3 separate regions of the Mus musculus genome follow, and regions 2 and 3 are each linked to region 1. The links are chromatin loops, found by intact Hi-C in ENCODE. Cell type or tissue: left cerebral cortex. All regions are shown on one strand. Region 1 has its middle 68 kb from the start of Gm38326. Region 2 holds the start of Gm24382 (a small nuclear RNA gene). Region 3 has its middle 19 kb from the start of Mbnl1.

What was found. A loop is a pair of places that touch in the nucleus more often than their neighbours do. Peaks named below come from ENCODE experiments on the same cell type or tissue, not always from the same donor. Only the 100,000 strongest peaks of a DNase experiment are listed, where the experiment ranks them.
Region 2: a loop joins it to region 1, with 2.4 times the contacts of the local background. A loop is called at or near these places in 2 of 42 quality-filtered maps.
Region 3: it touches region 1 in a loop (2.7-fold over the local background); 2 of 42 quality-filtered maps call a loop at or near these places.

The regions. Positions count from the first base shown.
Region 1 is chr3:60,718,231-60,722,230 of GRCm38, reverse strand. No RefSeq gene overlaps it. Among named protein-coding and RNA genes, the nearest start is that of Gm38326, 68 kb to the left of the region's middle. In left cerebral cortex, a CTCF peak has its summit at 1,664 (motif pointing right); no DNase peak of the experiment used is centred here.
Region 2 is chr3:60,127,729-60,131,728 of GRCm38, reverse strand. Gm24382 (a small nuclear RNA gene) reads left to right here and starts at 3,982; the gene lies at 3,982-4,000. In left cerebral cortex, no CTCF peak of the experiment used is centred here; a DNase peak (open chromatin) is centred at 1,755.
Region 3 is chr3:60,480,439-60,484,438 of GRCm38, reverse strand. It overlaps a transcript of Mbnl1 not described here. Among named protein-coding and RNA genes, the nearest start is that of Mbnl1, 19 kb to the left of the region's middle. In left cerebral cortex, no CTCF peak of the experiment used is centred here; a DNase peak (open chromatin) is centred at 2,490.

The sequences.
Region 1 (4,000 bases):
CAGACCAACTGAGCTGCCCAGAAGAGACAGCCAAAAGAGTCTGTCAAGCTGCTTGAAAGTTGTAGCTTAAGTTTCAGGATCCAAGCTTTCATAAGTTGTCAGCTGTGCGGTTGTGAGTGATTGAAGATATCTTTGAGTCAGTTCTGCTTCTGGAAGTAAACCCCTACCCACACTCCTGTAAGTAACCCCAACAAACTCATTGGTTTACTGAGTTAAACTTTGGTGGCAGCGTTACTTGGATCTGCCACCAGTTTCCTATCTGGAGTGATCAGATATTCCTTCTCATCTCAGAAAATAACGAAACTCCCTATATACCTAAGAAGTTATGGAATATGCCAGGCCAAATTCCAAGATTGTGCTTATAGCTGCAAACTGTAAGCATTCTTTTAAAGTCAGAACAGCTCCTATGTTATGAATTGGGATTTAGAGAAATCAAGCAACAAATTATATCAATTGAAAGATGGGAGACATAACTATTAAAAGCATGAGATTAATTTTTCTCCATGATAGACTTATTTGTATGCTTGAAAAGATATTAGACAACTAGTGTAGAAATATTGGCAACAGCTGAAACTTTTATTGGGTTGCTTAGAAAATCAATATAGAAAATACAATAGTTTTGCTATAATCAAGTAGTCAGTGGAAAAGACTCCATTTACAACAATGTAAAGATCCATTTAAATATATATATATATATATATATATATATATATATATATATATATATATATATATATAAATTTTGTAGAAATATATGAGACATGCCTTAAAAATCTATCTCGCTGCTGGGCAGTGGTAGCACATGCCTTTAATCTCAGAATTTGGGAGGCAGAGGATTTCTGAGTTCAAGGCCAGCCTGGTCTACAGAGTAAGCTCCAGGACAGTCAGGGCTACACAGAGAAACCCTGTCTAGAAAATCCTGAAAAAAAATCTATTTTGCTGATTCCTATTAAGATCATGAAGAAAGAATAACCAAATATGTTATAGTTTCTGTCCCTGGTATCAATGCATTCTTGAAATTTTGCATGCTCTCTTTCATTGTATGTCCATATATTTATGAATTGTACAAAAAGTACATTAATACATGAAAGCCTGTACTTTTCAAGGCACAAATAACATGACTTAAGTATAAGTAAAATTCATGGGAACTTAACACATTATTGTGGCTCCACAGTTGTCCATGGAAAATCAAGTACTTTCTAGTCTGAGATGGGAAATTACACTGTTCAGGTGCTCAAAAACAATTAACATACAACAATATCAATATATAGGAGGAAAAAATACCCAATATTGTCCAGGTGCATCAAAATTCAGATATAAGCCTGCCAAAGAGAATGTAGGTGGGGGAAAAAAAGTAAAAACAAAACAAAATACAAGCAAACAAACCTAGCATAGTCTTTAATAACAGTCTATCAATATTTGTCCCTAAAGGTCAGTGTACTATTCACCAATCATTAGTGAAACTTCTCTTTGAAAGAGACAGAGACTCCAAAAGAAAACCACAACTAACTAAAAGGCAGAGTTTTCAAGCCCAGTCCCAGTGGATTTATCTACAAAACATTTCCACACCTAAGACACAGAGAACAATTCTGAGAAGGGGACAGAAAGATTGTAAAAATGAGAGGATCAGAGAATTTGCTGTGAGAACATTTTTCAGTATGTATTTTTACCATTAGGTGGCAATACTGTCTCTGTTATTCACAAAAGTAAACCTAGCATCCACCAATCTACTTGAAGAGTCCATGTTTATTTTGGCTTCTGTTCTTTACTTTTGTTTGACAGTGTTTTGTTTTGTTTTGTTTTTTTATGAATTCCAGGCTGTCCTTGAATACAAGATAGATCCACTTGCCTCTTCCTCCCAAGTGCTGGCATCAGATGTATGTACTATTGTGCCTGGATAAAAATCATTTTGTTTTAATGATGTCCCACAGAGTAACAAAGTTGTTAAATAGTTGATCTAAAACATACAGAAGAGATAAAGAATTGTATGCCTAGAATAATGAAATCATCATGGTTCACTTGATTATATACATGTACAGAACAGTAAGAACAAACACTTAGATTGGCATGATGGTACATTCCTGGCATCTCGGCTATTGAGTTGAAAGTGGGGGGATCCCAAGCTCAGGGCCAGCCTGGGCTACATGAGGCCCTCATTCAAAAGTCATAAAAATGCTAACACACACACAAACAGAAACGTTCATAGATTGCAACATTCTGGATAAACTTAATTCTTTACCTCAGCCCCCTCCTCTCTTTTTTACCTTTATGTGTTATCTGCATTTACTTGTTAGTGTGTTTATTGCTTTCTTTGATATTCCCCATGCACATTTCTCTGGCAACTAGGTAGCCTATTCGAGACCAAAGACAAACACTGTGCAACATCAATTCAGATTTACACTCCAAGGATTATTAGTTTTCAGTTTGGTGGTAGTTGATTATATTTTTTCAAAAAAATGAGCTTTTATCTGAATCAATGTGTGCATATGGACACACACACACAAACACATACACATGGGGGAGGGTTAAAGGTTACATTTTTATTTAGTGTCTGCTGAAGTAAAAGCAGAGTAATTAATAAGGTATAGTGGTTCTCTGCTATCATTAAGGAAAAGAACGTGTTTAGATTCACTATGAACATAGAAAATATTGAAGCATGGCTCTTGTTAATATGGAATAGTGTGACTAATGTTACTAATCAGATTATTTATAATACTGATAGCACAAACCTATAGGCATAGGTATTATCTAGTGGTGTAGGAAATTTATATCTCAGACACTGGAAGAAACTTGAGCTTTTATTCTGAGAAGCCAAAGCCATGTTCAGTGCTATAGTTCCTGAGGGTGTTAGAACACTGCCGGACATAGGGCAGATACCCAGTGAAGGCTGGGGACGAGATACATAGGAGAATATGAGGCTCCCATTTCTACAGTAATGTAAGATTTAGAGAATATGCTCTTTGAATTCAGAACTAGATTTGTATTTTACCCCAAACTCTACTTTATTGGGATTCAGAACATGGTCCAAGAATGGGCTCTTGTGAGGAAACATCTTTCTTTTTTTGTTTATAGTTTAATTATTATTATTTTTTAATTGATCATTCCATTCCTTTATATCTCAAATGATATCCAGCTTCCTAATTACCCCTCCACAGCCTCCCCACCCCATATCTGCCCTCTCCTCTCTCCCCTTTGCCTCTACCAGGGTGCTCCCTCAACTACTCACCCTCTCCCATCCCACTGCTCCAACATTCCCCTATGCTAGGGCATCAAGCCTCCACAGAATCAAGGCCCTCCCCTCCCATTCATGTCAGACAAGGCTAGCCCCTGCTACATATGTATTTGGAGCCATGAATCCCTCCCTGTACACTCCTTGGTTGGTGGTGTAGTCCCTGGGAGCACTGGGTATTCTGGTTGTTGTTCTTCCTATGGGGTTGCAATCCCCCTCCACTCCTGCCAGTTCCCCCACCGGGGTCCCTGAGATCAGTCTGATGGTTGGCTCCTAGCAACTCAGCTATTAAAAACAATGACTTCATGAAATTTACAGGCAAATGGATGGAACTAGAAAATATCATCCTGGCTGGGCATGGTGGTGCACACCTTTAATCCCAGCACTTGGGAGGCAGAGGCAGGAGGATTTCTGAGTTCGAAGCCAGCCTGGTCTACAAAGTGAGTTCTTGGATAGCCAAGGCTACATAGAGAAACCCTGTCTCAAAAAAAAAGAAAAGAAAAGAAAAGAGAAGAGAAGAGAAGGGAAGGGAAGGGAAGGGAAGGGAAGGGGAAGGGGAAGGGGAAGGGGAAGGGGAAGGGGAAGGGGAAGGGGAAGAAGGGGAAGGGGAAGAAGGGGAAGGGGAAGGGGAAGGGGAAGAAGGGGAAGGGGAAGAAGGGGAAGGGGAAGAAGGGGAAGGGGAAGAGGAAGAAGGGGAAGGGGAAGGGGAAGAAGGGGAAGGGGAAGAAGGGGAAGGGGAAGAGGAAGAAGGGGAAGGGGAAGAAGGGGAAG
Region 2 (4,000 bases), 590 kb after region 1:
AGGTACTCAGTTATAAGTGGGCATTAGCCATAAAGTACAGAATAACCAGACTACAATCCACAGACCCAAAGAAACTGGGTAATAGAAAGTCCCAAGGGAAGATGTGCAAATCTCAATCAGAAGAGGAAATTAAATAGTCATCAGAGGTGGATGGAGAAAGGGAACTGGATAGGAGAGGGGCAAGAAAGGAAATGGGGATGTTGATCAGGAGTTGGAAGAGGGCTAAGAGAGAGAAAATATGTGCAGGGCACCTCTGGTGACTAGCTGGGGACCTGGGACTAGAGAGGGTACAGGAGTCTATTGGAGTGACTCTAGCTAAGACACTATTTTTCTTGGCTGGAGTCATAGTAGCTCTCCAGTGAGGCCAGAGGTTGGACTTTTACCTATGAAAAGAACTGAGAAATGGCTGAAGCCTGGAGGAGCTGGTATCATGATGCTATTAAAATGTCCTTCAGATTAGTCATCAACACCTTCAGAGTTTTGGGAAGGATAAATTATAGGAGGAAGTATAATCCAAATGGCCTATGTATTAATCAAAATGAAAGAGACTTATTCATTACCTAGATGGTTGTCTAGTTTTTTTGTGGTCTACAAAAACATAGCTGGACAATGTTTGGTTTTCACCTGTCATATAGACAGCATTTCAACTTCATTCAGCTGCCACACAGAACAGCAGGAAGACAGCTGTCAGACCCAGGTCTGAGTGAGTTTTTCCAGTAGAGAAACTTGGGAAAACTGACCTTTCACCGATCAGGCAGAGTAGGGCAACTCAAAAGTGTTCACAGTTTTGGTAGAGGACTGGCTGCAGGCAAGGCATGGGGCTCATTTGACTAGCGGTTAGGATTACTGTAATTCAGGTGGAGTGGTTGTATACCATCTATTATCTTGTGAGATCATAAGATTCCCATTAGGAAGGGGCATTTGTCTCTATTACGGGAAGCTTAAACATTTTAAATGCCGCATTTAGCAGATCTCTGGAGAGTTTGAGGACCATCTATTTAGTATATTTGATTTTAGGCTTAACCTTAAAAACATAAACAGGAGGCTAAATAAAGCTTATCATGAAATAGATTACAGAACAGGTTAAGTTGGGAGCTTTTTTTTATAAGACTAGGATTTTACAGCTTTATTCCTGGTAAGTTTGAGCTTTGAAAACTTGCATTAAACATTTAATTAAATTATCTTTAGTATCAAAATAAAGTATCACAGATTTTGTATGACTTTGTTTATCTAAATAAGGTTTAAACTTTGTTAAAATTTAAATTTAGCAAATTAGATTAAATTTAAATTAAGAAATTAATATTGTTAAAATTTAGCAAAGTGAACAAACATGAAGAAACTAAGCCAATATTACTGAGAAGCCGAGTAAATCCTAGGACTTTATAAATTTTTATTTATCAAATACACTGTATTTATCAAATATCTGTTGTTATTTCTTTACATTCTTTAGAAGTCTGGTGTTGTTAGTAAAGATATAAGTAGGTAGGTATAAATCTCTAAGTCAGCTTTTATTAATAATGAGTATGTCGAGGAAGAAAATGAGGTTGAAAAATGAAGCTCTGCTGGAGGGAATTTCTATAAACTCCAAGAGGAAGCTGAGAGGGAGCATAGGCCCCCTGGGCCCAAGCATACAGAATCTGTGAGAGGAGAAGAAGCCTAGGAGCCAAGCTCTTCCTGGGAGGCCTAGGAAGAGACAGCAGGCAGCTTCTAGGGAGAAGAAACTTTAGAAGGGAGCTAAGAGCAGATGCTGCAAGTCTGGAGGCAGGAGCTGAGAGACAAGAAAAGTGTTGCACAGGCCAGGAAGGGCTTAGGGAGCCTGCAGAATTGCAAGCAGCTCCAAGGGGCAAGAGCAGAAAGGAGTCACAGTATATTGCAGGAGGGAGCTGAGAGAGGACAGGGCTATAAAATATCATAGAAGCCAAAAAAGTTATAGAGAAGCTGTGTGAGCAAGAAAGGATCATAGGTCATAGGCAGGACCAGAGGGAGAGAGGTAGTGGTATTGGAGTAGTTCAGAGGGTGGGGCTGCAGTTCCTAGGGGAAAGAGGCAAGGCCATGCATAGACCTCAAAAGGCATGAGAAGAGGTAGAGCAAGCAGGTAGATCCTAGTGGGAGGAAGCAAGGGAAAAGGTTCCAGGCTGCCAAAGGTAGGATTGCATCCCCTGGGGGGAGGCAAGAGAAAGTTGGAGAGAGAGGAGAAGACAAGGGAAAGGGGAAGCATACATGCTACATGCCATTAGCAGAGATACTTAGGTATAGCAGGCCAGATTCAAGAGATTTCAGATGAGAGCCTCAGGCCTATCTTGGGAGGCTGTAGAAGGCTCTAGGAGCTGGAGAGACACAGCATAGATAAGGAGAACAGTTAGAGCATGTGAGTGGAAGAAGGATCTGAGAAGGCAGGTTTTAGAATTGGTGGTCAAATTTAATTGAAAGGAGCCACTGACCAGGAGGGGCAGCCTGGACCAAAATGAGAGGCAGAGGGGCTAGAGAAGGAACTAGAGGGAAAGAGCTGTCAAGGAAGGAGAGAGAGGACAGGAGGAGGGCAAGGGTGAGGTGTTTAATCAGTAGGATCAAAGATAGGGAATTTGTCTTTAGGGCAGGAGGGAGCTGGGGTGGCAGAAGGTATAGCAGTGCAGTTCTGATGGCAACCTCCTAGTAGTGGGGGAAGGTTTGATGACGAATAGGAAGTGAGTCAGGGAACAGAAAATGTAAGGGGATGGCTTGGCACAGAGCTGGAATGCAGAGATAATTCTGGGATGTCTGGAGAGGGCCAGGCAGGGAGGGAGGGGATTAAAAGAGGGTCTCCTTCCATCTTTCAGTGTCCATAAAAATTGTAAAGGTCTCTTGTTTGATTACCAAGGGGGTATAAGGGCCGTTCATGAGAGTACCAGTATATGACTAGGAGTCCTTTGAGATTCTTTAAGAGACGTCCCAGAGGCAAATAGATAGGGATGGTGGAGTTGGCATTGGTGGTGGTGGTGGTGGTGGTGGTGGTGTAAGCAGTTGCCATCAGTAGATGTCACCAAGAGACAAAGTTGAAGTTAGATACTTCTCTAAGACAATTGAGTGGTCTCAGGGGAAGGGTCTTGGATCCCAGAAAGTCCTGAAGAGAGAGGGGATCTCTATGACACTTTCAGCAGGAGGAGTACCTCATGTGCAGGAAAACTCCAGTGCCTGTCAACAGGATTTTGAGGAGGCAAAAATGCATAGGAGACAGATTTTTAAAAAAATTTCCACTACTTTGAGGTAGTCATTCTTTCCACAGCCCAGAGTGTGCCTAAAAGGTCATTTGAAGGAGTGCACTGTGGCCTGCTGAAGACTGTGGCAGGGTGGGTTCTCCCCACCCCCACCAGACAGAACAGTGACCTGATGTTCTGGGGAGTGTTTAAGACCGCTAATTAAGGAAAAGTCACCAGTGAGTCGGTGTTAGATAAAGGGAGCAGGATGGTCCAGAAAGTGTGAGAACTGGACCAGGGTCCTGCAGATTGATCTGAATCACTGTCAGTCTTGGTAACAATGAAGGCCCTGTGAAGGTCCTGGGGTCTGTACTGAACACACCCAGACACGAAATTCTCAACATAAGGGAGATTTATTTACTGGGGAGGGAACAATGGAGAGGAGAACTACCACTGGATTGGGCAAAGACAGCTGGAGGAGACTCTATAGGGGTATTTTTAAAAATTATCATTATTGTTATTATTATATCCTTTTTTTAACAGTCTAGTTATCTCTCTCCGGGTCCACCCTCCAACAGTTCCTCATCCCATTCTTCCTCCTCCATCTCCAAGAGGATGTCCCCACCTCCCACCCCATCATATCTCCCCTCTCCCTGATACCTTAAGATTAGGTGCTTCTTCTCTCACTGAGGCCAAACGCGGCAGTCCTCTGCTGTATATGTGTTGGGGGCTTCATATCAGCTAGTGTATGCTGCCTGGTTGGTGGTTCAGTGTCTGAGAGATCTCAGGTGTCCTGGTTAGTTGAGACTGCTGGTCTTTGTCAGCAC
Region 3 (4,000 bases), 240 kb after region 1:
TTTTATTTTGGTTTTACACACAGTCTACTACTGACCAGGAATTTGCCAGGAAGCTAGACTGGCTGTCCAGTGAGGCCCCAGCAATCCTCCCGTTTCCATCAGCCCAGTGCTGGAATTAGAGATGTGAGCTGCTATACCTGGCTCTGGGGCTCCAGCTCAGATCCAGCTTGCACAGCAAGGACTTTAACCACCAAGGACGTCCCCAGCCTGAACCTTTGTCCTCTGCTCCCTTGCTGACTGATATTGGGCTGCAAGCCAACTAAGAGCATACTTTTCAATAATGTATTCAATAGTTCCTCAGCAGTTCACATCTCTGAACCCATGGTCCTTAGAAGTTCGCTCCAACTAATGATGACGTAAAGACAACCATTTAGATTGTTTACTCTCTTGGAATAATTTTAACAATCAGAGGAAATTTATAATAACTACTTATGAAAAAGGTGCGCTGGTACTTCTAGGGTTCAATAGTCACTGATGCTCTGGAAGGAGCAAATGAGGGCACATCAGAGAATTTGTTTCTGCAGGCTGGAAAATAGCCTTTTCTACTTTATTTGCATACAGAAATTAAGGATCATGATGGCTGTCACTGGATACCTGTATCCATATGTTCAAATGGCTAGGGCAATATACTCAATTACCCCTTTAAAGGTTTCTTCTCAAAAATCTTAATCTAATAAATTTAAATAATTTTTGAACCCTTTACACTTTTTATCAAACTTGACCTATTACAGAAATGAAAGGGCAAAAATATGTAGTTAACCTCTGAAGGTAAACCTGTCTTGTCTGCAATTCATCTAATATAATAATTTATCTCCAAGGAAACTTCTGACCTGGGCAGTAATTACCTCTGCTTTTCACACAGCAGTATTCTCTGCCCTGTGTTAATCAGAGATAATGGATCTCTCTGTGCATTTCTGCCCCCAATTCACACATGTGCATATCATTGCCAATGGTTTCTCACACTGAACAACTTTGTCTCTTGGCCTCCAATCTATATGACTCAACCATTTCTGAATATCAGTTCAAGACCCTTCTTTCCCATGACACACTGAGACATAAACCACATTCCTCATTCTGATATGTCAAATTCAGTTCAGTCCTGCCCTGAGCCTAGCAATGACCCTTCTTTGACCTTCTCATTGCCTTGAATATCATCCCTCTAAAGAAGCAATCTTGAGAAACCACACAAAAGAAAAGCCCTTATTCTTTGTCTCCATTATATAACTGCTCAATGGCCTGGGCATAGTTACCATCATAAGAAACTTCCAGAAAGGGCTTTACTTACCATTTTATCCATTGCTTCTTCCATTTAGACTGTGGGCACCTCGAGGGTGAAAACTTGGTCTAAGTTATCACTGCCTCTCTGGCTTTAGAACCATGCCCAAGCCACAGGCTTTAATACACAAGAACACGGAGATACTCATTTCAAAAATGGTAATTAAAGCTTCTCACTAGATTTAAAGTCTTCTCATACAGCATTTAGTGTCACATCACAACTTTCTGGGTAGGAGAATACAGTGTGTGAAAATGGCTCCACATGGCTCCATATCTAAATCATGGAATTTTGGAGTTGCTTCTCACTTCGTTGACTATTCTTTGAAATTTCCTGATCTTGTCTTAACCGATCACCTTATCTAGATGCAAACTTTTCTGCATATCATTAAATGATGCCAGGAATTGTCCTTGTGATTATAATGTAATTATATTATATAGAGTGTCATTCTCCAGAGAGCCTTCAGTGTGTCATTGCTGCAGTCTGTGCACAGTGCTCACCTATTTGAGTTTTTTCTAAGTCAGAGCTGCACCATGAACATGAGCATCCTTGCCTGCATCCAAGCCATAAGTTGGCCTGCTTTCCTTATCAAAAACTAAGTAGTACAGGTAGATGCAACTTGGAGATAAACACATCATGATCACATTTTGTGACTTTATCCACCTATCCTCTCTCTGAGTTTGTATGTTTTTCTTATTTATAAAAAATCTGAATAGCTCTGGTTTTACGGAATTATTGAGGCTATTAAAGCACCTGAAAAATAACGGCACACAAAAAAAGTTCAGTACATCACCATAATCTAGTCAGCATTTTGAGGGTGGTAGTCTTAAGAGCCAAGGCATGTGTTTATATCTTTCTATTTTATATTCTGAATACACCATCCAGTCAGTTTCCCTAGAGTAGCTCGGTAGCCAACCTCAAGATCAAAACTAGTCCAGGAAGTATTGCAAAACAGCATGCTTAGTTAGGAAAGTGTTCTGACAGAGATAGACTTAAGGACAGCCATGACCTCTAACTGTCAAAGAAGAGTGTCCCATGAATTTCTTGGTGGTAGGGTGGAGGAATGAATTGAAGACAGCGGAAAAACAACACAAAGTATTCCCCCCACTTCAGGATTCTGAAATGCTAGTGGCAGACATTTTTGAACTTGTCTGTTTTTAGCTTAGTGGAAAAGAGCCAACACAGGATGACAGAGAGAGGGAGGGGAGAAGAAAAGAAGATCTTGGTCTACTTACTGTCTTCTGGGACCACAGTTTGGTTTCAGTTCCTTTGACTCAACAAGAACAGTTTCTCCACCTGACAACTGCATGGGGTACAGCCAAGGCTTCTCTCAGGCAGCCATGAGACCCAGCTAGTTTTATTTTGTGTCTTTGATTTGTATATGCAGTTCAGAATTGGTTAAATGTTTGACTTTGGCCATCATTTACTTATTGAGCATGAATTATGTACTGGCCAATGTACTAAAAACAAAAGGCACAGCATAAACAACCAAGGAACTTGGAGTCTGTTAAGAAGAACATACAGGAAAGAGCAGAATTTTAAAAATAGGTCAAAATCAGCCATGGTGGTCCATTCTTTAGTCTCAGCACTTAAGACGTTGAGGCAAGTGGATCTCTGAATTTGAACCCAGCCTGGTCTACATAAGTGAGTTTCAGTCTGACAGTCCTAAACGAGACTCTGTTTGAAAAACAAAATAAACTTTATATGCCCCAGTACAGGGGAACGCCAGGGCCAAAAAGGGGGAGTGGGTGGGTAGGGGAGTGGGGGTGGATGGGTATGGGGGTCTTTTGGTATAGCATTGGAAATGTAAATGAGCTAAATACCTAATAAAAATGGAAAAATAATTCATTATAAAAAAAGAAAAAGAAAATAAAAAGCAAAAAGCAAAAATAATATGTGCTATTAAGAATAGTAAAGAGGAAGGAAGCAAAGAAGTGAGGGAGAGACAGAGGGAGGCATGGAAGAAGGGAGGGGGAGATGGAGGGAGGAATGGAAAGGAGATTCCAGTGGCATGCACACACTGCAACTGTATTTCCGGCAGTTGGGAGGCTGAGGTAGGCGCAGCATCAGTTGTATGCCAGTCTGAGCTTCATATTGTGACCCAGTCTCAAGGAAACATCAAAAAATGAAAACAGAAAGAAGTGGTAGAAAGCTCCTAGGCAGTCTACTGCAATTAAATATGTAGATAGTAATGAGGAGAGACAAGGCCTAGGGACATGTTGAGTTGAGATATGAATAAACTATTGTGTCACAGTGTACGGGAAGAGTATGCTAGAGAAAGAGAAATGAGTATGAGGGGAAAAGAGAGAAAACCTGGGTCAGTAATGAGCTTGGAATATGCTGTAGCAAAAATGAAGACTAGGGCCAGGAGATAGGGAGAGTAAGTTTGAGAAAAGACATGCATGTAGAGATCAAGGCACAGCCACATCTAGGATATTGGATCTCTTCCTAATTAAAATGGAAAACATTTAGAGAATTTCTGAGAAGAGAGCAATATGGTGTAATCTGCAAATGATCAGGCTATTCTGGCAGGCACACAAGAGTGAGAAGAGTTTCTTAGAAGGCTGCAAGAGCAAAGACCACAGCGTGGTATGCTTTGCAGAGGGTGTGGAAGAAGAACCTTTCCACACTTGCTTTGGACCGAGTTCATATTCTTGCTGATAGGTGGAAAACAGCTAAGGGTAAGGGCATCCATCAACTGAGGAACTGGGAAAAGGGTGCTGATTA